Regions from separate parts of the Homo sapiens genome. Here region 1 is linked to region 2. Evidence: chromatin contacts called from ENCODE Hi-C or POLR2A ChIA-PET data. All regions are on one chromosome and are shown on one strand. The core of a region is the stretch at or near the end of the contact, and the rest is flanking DNA. Distances in the headings are between cores, read along the strand shown.

Region 1 (4,342 bases), core at 1,085-3,584, 300 kb after region 2:
GATCCTCCTCCCAAGGTCTTCTTCCCACAAGACCTCTGTACCCTAGTCCAGTCCTTTCTAAGCTCATCACAATGTCATTCTTGCAGCTCAGGACCTGGCTTCAAGAGACATGGACAGGGCTTGGTCAGGAGCTGCCCTTTGTGCAAAGGGCCTGGGGCAGTTGTTTCTTCTCACCTGGCACCACTGCCCACTCTGGCTGAGCTGGGCAGAAGCAGGCACTCAGCCCTTGCCCAAGGAATATACAAAACGAGGGAGTGGGGAGGGAGTGCAGGCCACAGGGAGCAGTTCCCCACCTCCTGAAGGGCTCTGAACTCAGAACATCCCCTAAGTGCCTATAAGCAAGGAGTCAACAGCTGCCCTCCACAGGGTGGCCAGATCCAGCAAACAAAAATACAGAACACCCAGTTAATTTCCAATATCAGATCATGAATAATTTGTTAATATGTCCCACATATTGCCTGAGACTTACTCATACTAAAAAACTGTTCGTTGTTGATCTGAAATTCAAATTCACCTGGATCTCCTGTACACGACCTGACAACCCTGACCCCTCAGGGCCTTCCAGCACTTTGTTGTCTCTGACTGGTAGCGGCTAACACCCTTGGAGACTGGGGTCTCGTTTGCCAAGTCAAGGGGAGGACCAGCCTTTTCATCCTGGGTACCGAAAGCCAGCATAGCTCATACCTGTGGATGCTCTTAGCCTGTCAGGCCCAAAAAGTTGCTCAAAAAAAGCCCCAAAGAGACTAAGCCCTCCCAAAGGACAGAAACAGCCAACGTTAAAGTCAGCCCTAAGCTGGTACCCCAGAAAGGACCTGGCCCTGGAGTCTGATCCCTATGGGTTCAAATCCTGATATTGCCACTTACTCCCCGTGGGACCTTGGCAATTTACCCAGTCTAAGCTGAAGTTTGCTCATCTGTAAAAAGATGACCATATCAGCTTTCTCATAAGGCTGCCTTGATTAAATAACCTGGCACACCACAGAAGCCCATAAATTAGAGCTCTGTCCCTCCCACTGCCCTCACCTGATCCTCTGTCAGCAATTATTTTAAGCAAATCCCTCATCAGAGAAAAGGCAGTTGGTGTTAACCCCACATTGCCTGGAATAGAGTGCATATTGATACCAACAAGCCTCGGCTGCTGTCACGTAAATTTCTTCCCAGCTGAACGTTCCATCCAAGCCCATTCCCTTGCTCCAGCCATGTCTCCCCACCACCTTTGACTGGAAGCTTCAGGAAGGTTTGCTGAAGCAAGTATGATTAAGAAGGGAAACATGCCTATAGCAAGTCATAGCACAGATGTTGTGTAATAATAAAGTGTATTAAGCCATTGTTTTGTAACCATCTATTTCTCAGGTTCCTTTAGTCCCAGACACCAACAGGGAGCTAAATGCTCTGTCATTCATGAGTAAGAGGACATTCCTGGATATTGCCTCAAAGGAGGCTGCACTAAGACCCAAAATGGCCGGTTTGGTCCAAGGTCCACACCTTCCTGACCAAAACTACAGCCCCTAGCCCCTCTAATGCAAATGGAGCCCAGACACGTGGGCGGCGGGGCTGGGCGGGGAGAAAAAGAACAGCCGCTGGCACCCAGACCCGGACTGAGCTCACGGCTCGGGAAATGAAGACACCACAGGAAGCCCTGCAGTGTTTTCCCCAGTGCACAAAGTTGGGGTTTTCTGCTTTTAAGTAATTTCTGTTGGAGTTCGCGCTTCTTGATTATGAAATAAGGGCGCTGGATGTGTAAACTTTATAAAACCAACTGCTTGGGAACATCTGATTTCCTTAACCCGACTTAGCAAACAAGGAGGCTCCTGAAACGGTGCTGGGACCCGGGGGGCAAGCCCAGTCCCTGACCCCGCGCGGGGGAGGTGAGCCGCCTACAAGCCCCTCCCGCGCACCTTCCTCCTCCTCCAGGGGAATTCTGGGCGTGCAGGCAACAGCAATGCTGGGACCGGCGCTGCCCGCTGGGAGGGTCTGAGTCCGGGAGGGGGCGGCCCTTGCCCTCCGCTGCCACCTCCCACGGCCCCTCAGTGTCGCCCTGCTGGCCTGTGCCTGGATCACTCTCCCTGCTGTGGCCTGCCTGCCCATCTCCTTCTTGCGTGGGGTCTGTACCTTCCCTTCCTCCCTACCATCCCTCTTTCCCCAAAACTCCGGTCCTTCCTCCCACCTTCCGGGAAAATGCAAATGTCCCACTTCCTCCCGCAAAGGGGACCCTCCCCCCAGCCCGTCGCCACCTTCAGGTTCACAGCAGGCAGCTCCATCCCGACTCAGGCCGAGGGCACCTGCGCCGCAGCCGCGGGGGGCTCCTAGGCTCCGAACTCGGGGAACAAACTTGCCCGGCCCCGCCCCGCCCCGCCCGTTGCGGCCACTCCAACCCCAGCGCAGCTCAAGACCACGTGAAACGGGCTGGAGCGGGTCACGTGACCGCCGCTTGGTTGCTAGGAGACGGCGTCGGCAGCTCGCGCCTTCAGCCAAGCTCCAGACTCCCGCCACCGCCCAGGCAGTACTTGGGGGCCGCTGGCGAAAGTTGGAGTTTCTGTCGCCCAGGGCGTATCCTGCCTGGCTAATATTCCAGGAAGCGGACTGTTCGGACTGCCTGCAGCCAGGACAACTGGGGGACCGTCCAGGCGCAAAGTGCTGATGTGGCAACAGCTTGTGTCTCATCCTTGGGGGCACCCTCTCTCCTTCCCACTTCCCTGTGTAAATGGGCTATTTAGGCTACCTACCTCATATGATCCTTATGAGGATTAAATGAGCTAACTGCTGTTGTTAAAGAAAACGTTATTGGGACTGTTGTTAAACCAGTACTGTTCAAGACTTGCTGTAGGGTTATTGCCATGGAGTGAGAGTTTGGGCTCAACACCGAATACAACAAGGACCAAGGAGGGATTTATAGCCAGAGCAGAATGAGGGAGCAGGAATGGAAGATTCCTAGGAGGAGACATCAAGGATGGGGGAGTTCTTGCTAACTTAGCAGGACTCTTGCTGAAACTGGTTTATTATGCAGGCTCAGGCCCAGCAAGGACAGGAAGACACAGAGGTCCAAGGCCGAGGCCTAGTCAAGATGAGGACTCAGAGGAGTCTAACTACGGTTTGTTCTAGGAGAGAACAGTGCCCGGCACTTAGTAAATGGGCAGGACACACAAGCTATTGTTATTACCAACACAAGATGAGGCTGGGCGCAGTGGCTCACCCCTGTTATCCCAGCACTTTGGGAGGCCAAGGAGGGTGGATCACCTGAACTCAGTAGTTCGAGACCAGCCTGGCCAACATGGTGAAACCCCGTCTCTACTAAAAATACCAAAATTAGCAGGGCATGGTGGTGTGCACCTGCAGTCCCAGCTACTCAGGAGGCTGAGGCACGAGAATTGCTTGAACCGGGGAGGCTGCAGTGAGCCGAGATCACGCCACTACACTCCAGCCTGGACGACAGGGTGAGACCTTGTCTGGGAAAAACAAACAAACAAAAAGCAACACCTGAGGAGCCAAATTGGTGGGAGCCCACTTTAATCAGCATACCAAAAGTTTTAGAAAACTCTAGCTGAAAAACCATAAGAAATTCCTCCCCCAATTGTACATGAGGAAAGAAAGGGCTGTCTCCTGCCTCACCTGGCACCTCCCTTAAAGATTGTTGACCACCACATCCCCCCACCGCAACAAGAACATTAATCCGCTCTACCTCCAGGTCCCTTCCTAACATCAACTTTCCTTTAGAGAACACCAGCTTTTGTTTAGTGTCACCTAGGTATGGAAACCTTCAGGGTACACCTGAGCACTTGGTCTTATTCCTAGGGTGGGGGAAACCAGGTGGGAACCTACAAAACTGCCTGGGTGAGTCCTTAGATAATACCAAGACCCATAGTCTCTCCAGATGCAAAGAAAGGGTTTCTCTGGATGGATGAGGAGAGTTTTGCAGGGCTGCAGGGCCCATAGGCCTAACTTAATGCCCTCTTAGGAGGCACAGATCCCCCCAGTCTAGGGGTAAATTAGAGACCAGCCAAATGGCTACATCCAGTTTGATTTAGGACTGGTTGCTATTATTATTATTAGTTCATTATTGGTAATTAATTATTGTTATTAGTAAAGTACTTAGAAGAGAGTAATTTCTCAGTAAGCAGTCAATATTAGAATATTATGTTATTATTATCTTTTTTTTTTTTGAGATGGAGTCTGGCTCTGTCACCCAGGCTGGAGTGCAGTGGCGCGATCTCAGCTCACTGCAACCTCCGTCTCCCGGGTTTAAGTGATTCTCCTGCCTCAGCCTCCTGAGTGGCTGAGACTACAGGTGGGTGCCAACATGCCCGGCTGATTTTTGTATTTTTAGTAGCGATAGGGTTTTGCC
Region 2 (4,343 bases), core at 1,057-3,556:
CGCGCCTGCAATCGCAGGCACTCGGCAGGCTGAGGCAGGAGAATCAGGCAGGGAGGTTGCAGTGAGCCGAGATGGCAGCAGTACAGTCCAGCTTCGGCTCGGCATCAGAGGGAGACCGTGGGGAGAGGGAGAGGGAGAGGGAGAGGGAGAGGGAGAGGGAGAGGGACTCGCGTCTTAAGAGCCCCATTACCCTACCTTAATTACATCTGCAGAAAGGCTGGGCATGGTGGCTCACGCCTGTAATCCCAGCACTTTGGGAGGCCAAGGCGGGTGGATCACTTAAGGTCAGGAGTTCAAGACTATCCTAGCCAACATGGTGAAACCCTGTCTCTACTGAAAATACAAAAAATTAGCCAGGTATGGTGGTGTGCGTCTGTAGTCCCAGTTGCTCGGGAGGCTGAGGCAGGAGAATCACTTGAACCCGGGAGGCGCAGGTTGCAGTGAGCCGAGAGCGTGCCACTGCGCTCCAGCTTGGGCAACCAAAAACAAACAAACAAAAAACAGAAAGAAAAAAAGAAAAGAAATTTATGTTGCTTAAGCCCTGCAGTCTGTGGTGTTCTGTTATACAGCCCTAGCGGGTGATAGGGTGAGACTATCTCAAAAAAAAAAAAAAAAAAAGAAAAAAATTATATCTGCATAGACCCTTATTCCAAATAAGGTCATATACTCTGAAGTTCTAGGTGGACATATCTTTGGGGGGCCACCTCTGAACCCACATCAGGGACCCAGAGAAGATGCCGGCTCTCCCAAATGTCAGTGTCCTCAGAGTCCTTTGGCAGCTGAGGCCCACAGGGAGGATCAGCACCTGGGAGACCCTTGTCCTTCAGAAGGGCCCAGCCCAGCAAGGCAAGAAGTCCCAAGGAACCCACCCATCCCGGTCAGGAGAACCACAGGAGGGTTTTACGGGGATGGGGAGTCCACGTGGCCAGGCAGGGAGACTGAGGAAAGGTTTGGGCAATCCGGCCTGAAGGCGGGACTTGAGCAGGTCTTACCCTGCAGGAGGAGTGGAATGGAGGTGTGGGTAACTGCCCCCATCCTGCTCTGTTCCCACACCGTGTCCTACAGAGTCCCTAGAGTTCCCAACCAAAGATTCCTGGAAGGGCCTGAGTGGTTTTCAGGCCTCTGACCCTCCCAGGCTTGGAGGCCCGCAGGGCCCTACTCCAGCACAGACACTGGGCCAGCGCCCTGTGTCCATCATTTCATGGAAGAATCACCTGAAACTTCCCCTGCTCCCACTCGGCTCATTCCTTACTGTGTATCTGGCCAGGTGGGGTGGACCCCTCTAGAGACAGGATCCTCATCTGCCAATATGCACACAGGCCCTGGTTTCAAATAATAATGTTGCACATTTATTAGGCCCAGTACTGCACTACGCATTTCATCTCCTGATCATCTAATTTCATCCTCTAAAAACCCCAACGCAGTAGGTAACATTCTTGGTTTTCTGGGTTTTTTTTTTTTGTTGTTGTTGTTTTGTTTTGTTTTGTTTTGTTTTTTGAGACAGGGTCTTGCTCTGTCACCCAGGCTGGAGTGCAGTAGCTCGACCGTGGCTCGCTGCAGCTTCCAACTCCTGGGCTCAAGTGATCCTCCTGCCTCAGCCTCCCAAGTGGCTGGAAACACAGGTTCGTGCCACCACACCTGGCTAATTTTTTAAATTCTTTTGTAGAGACAGGGGTCTCCCTATGTTGCCCAAGCCGGTCTCGAGCTCCTGGGCTCAAGCAATCCACCCACCTTGGCCTCCCAAAGTGTTGGCATTATAGGTGTGAGCCACGGTGCCTGGCCCAGTAGGTAGCATTCTAATCCCCATTCTACAGATGAGGAAACTGAGGCTCAGAGAAGCCCACTGACTTGTGCAGGAGCAGCAGCCAACACTGACCCCCAGGCTGAGGCTCCAGGTCCAGTGTTCTGCAACACACAGCTGGCACCTGGGGCTGCTTCCTCTCCTGGGTGAGCCTAAGTAGCAAATGTAAGAAGTTATGTTTGCTCATTTCTGCTTGAGTGGATTCACAAGCCGCTGGCTCTGTGACAATGGGCAGCTCTCTGGAGGGATGCTTTGAAGACAAAACAGAATAGAGCCCCATGTCTCTTGCGTGAGTCACTATATTCCTTGAAAGATAAATGGCCCCAGACTTGCTTTTTCCTACACATAAGATACCATCTGGTGGGGTTAGTGATTCTGCCTCCACAATCGATTCAGCAGATGTGCTTTAGTCATCTATAGCCAGATGTACTCTATACCCAAACCTCGATGTGATTTTGTACATATTACAGCTTCACCACCTGTACATAAACTGTGAACTGAAACTGCCAGAGCAGCTGATAGAACCCCTCCACAGGGCTGCTCTCAGGCAATAGGCTCGGTCTATAGTCCTGGTAAAACTTCTGAATAAAAAGAACTCTAAAGTTTTTGTTTTTTGTTTTTGAGACGGAGTTTCACTCTTGTTGCCCAGGCTGGAATGCAATGGTGTGATCTCAGCTCACTGCAACCTCTGCCTCCCGGGTTCAAGCGATTCTCCTCCCGCAGCCTCCCGAGTAGCTGACATTACAGGCATGTGCCACCACGCCCGGCTAATTTTGTATTTTTAGTAGAGACTGGGTTTCTCAATGTTGGTCAGACTGGTCTCGAACTCCTGACCTCAAGTGATCTGCCCACCTTGGCCTCCCAAAGTGCTGGGATTACAGGCTTGAGCCACCACGCCCGGCATTTTTATTTATTTATTTATTTTTAGACATGGTCTCACTCTGTTGCTCAGGCTGGAGTGCAGTGTTGTGATCACCACGCACTGCAGTCTCAGACTTCCCCGGGCTCAGGTGATCCTCCCACCTCAGCCTACCAAGTAGCTGGGAACCACAGATGTATGTCACCATGCCTGGCTAATTTTTTGTATTTTCAGTAGAGATGGGGTTTCATCTCTACATGTTGCCCAGGCTGCTCTTAAACTCCTGGGCTCGGGCAATCCACTGGCTTCAGCCTCCCAAATTACTGGGATTACAAGTGTGAGCTACCACACCCAGCCCGAACTCTAATTCTTCAGCTTTTTATTTTCTTTAGTTGACACCTGGCAAACTTCCACCATGGGAGTCAGGGGGTGTTTGTCAGAATTTGCTGGGAATGGGATGGGGGGCAGCTAGTTCTCCCTCGAGGCTGGGGTGTTCTGTAACCCTCAATCCTGGTGGACAGGAAGGGTTCCCCCACCAAATCTGAGGCCTGGGGAATTCTCAAAGCCCTCCCTCTCCCCTTCTCCACTGGCTGAGATGTCATGAGTCCTGGCTGGCCAAGAAAGGCTTCCTTGCCTCGGGAGCTGGAGGCCCAGGACACCTGGGTGCCTCTGGTATCCCATCAACAATGGTGGGGGATAGAGGAGGCAGGGCTGGGGGAAGCAGAGGGGTTTCTGCTGAGTTTCAGAGGCTGTGTTGCCAACTCTTAGCCACAGATAAAGAGGGCCAAAGAGAGTGTGGTCAGAGCTCAGCATGGTGATGGCATGACAGGGGATGTCCCCAAAGGCCACCCAAACCATCATCAGGCACTCTTATGCCACCCCAACTGATCACATCACGATCCTGTGGGCCCAGCTTCCTCTCAAAACTTCCTGCAAGGCTTCAGCCATCCACCCTCACAGCCTCAGCACTGGCCCCAGGGAGGGTCCTGCCCACCCACATCCCTCCTCCCTCCCTGTCCTCAGAGCCTCCATGCTAATGAAACTGGCAAGAAGGCTGCTGCCGGCATCTGCTCCCAGCAACAGCCCTTCCAGGAGCTGGGGGTGAAGGCCACTGGATCAAAGGACTCCATGCCCTGCTTCCATTCTCTCTTATCGTCCTGGGGAAGGCATGAGCTGGAGCAAACTCAGGGGGCAGGTTCCATTCCAGGCAACAGGATGGCATCAATCTTATGATGGAAGAGCTGATGACAGTCTTATCATTTCTCATAGCTCCCCTCCCCGTCAGACCACGTGCCCGGGTCTCTGCAGGTCGGATCTGGTTCACCTCTTCTTGGAGTTATCGCCCGTGTACAGATGACAAAACTGAGCTACATACAGAAAGGCTAAGTGACACGGCCGCCGTCACGCAGTCAGTGGGTGGCAATACCGAGGGCGGGTGTTCGGAGCTACACTCTATGTCCTCCCACAGATTGGGCTGAAAAGTTCAGCAAACCTACAGCCAAGTCTACATTGAGCCAGTGTGCATTCTCAGAACATCTGAATGCCACTTTCCAAAGGCAGAGGGGGGAAATCCAGCTGTGTGTGTGTTTCTGGGCCATGCACGCTTCACCTCATGATGAAGTGGGAGTGGAAGGGTCACCCAACCCCTCCAGGGAGAATTCCCCTTTGCAGCCTCCCTCTCAG

Evidence for each region. A loop is a pair of places that touch in the nucleus more often than their neighbours do. ChIA-PET counts read pairs that join two places held with the same protein, here RNA polymerase II (POLR2A). Pooled maps may share reads with other maps.
Region 1: a loop to region 2 is called in a pooled map, with 2.8 times the contacts of the local background. The contact joins the promoter of AGTRAP here to the enhancer-like site in region 2. A Hi-C loop is called at or near these places in 1 of 37 single-sample maps with no recorded cell type and 2 of 50 pooled maps. POLR2A ChIA-PET finds 5 or more read pairs at or near these places in 1 of 52 experiments (activated CD4-positive, alpha-beta T cell).

What each region holds. Positions count from the first base shown.
Region 1 is chr1:11,734,128-11,738,469 of GRCh38, reverse strand. It overlaps AGTRAP (angiotensin II receptor associated protein), which reads right to left and starts at 2,334. Exons shown (of 5, transcript NM_020350.5): 1 at 2,235-2,334. The coding sequence starts at 2,261.
Region 2 is chr1:12,038,479-12,042,821 of GRCh38, reverse strand. No RefSeq gene overlaps it. Among named protein-coding and RNA genes, the nearest start is that of MIR6729, 11 kb to the right of the region's middle. RefSeq lists enhancers at 2,034-2,103, 3,169-3,668 and a cis regulatory region at 3,451-4,343. Within about 2 kb of position 2,306, at least 3 of the 41 ENCODE cell types and tissues checked have a DNase peak (open chromatin) inside an H3K27ac peak, as active enhancers do.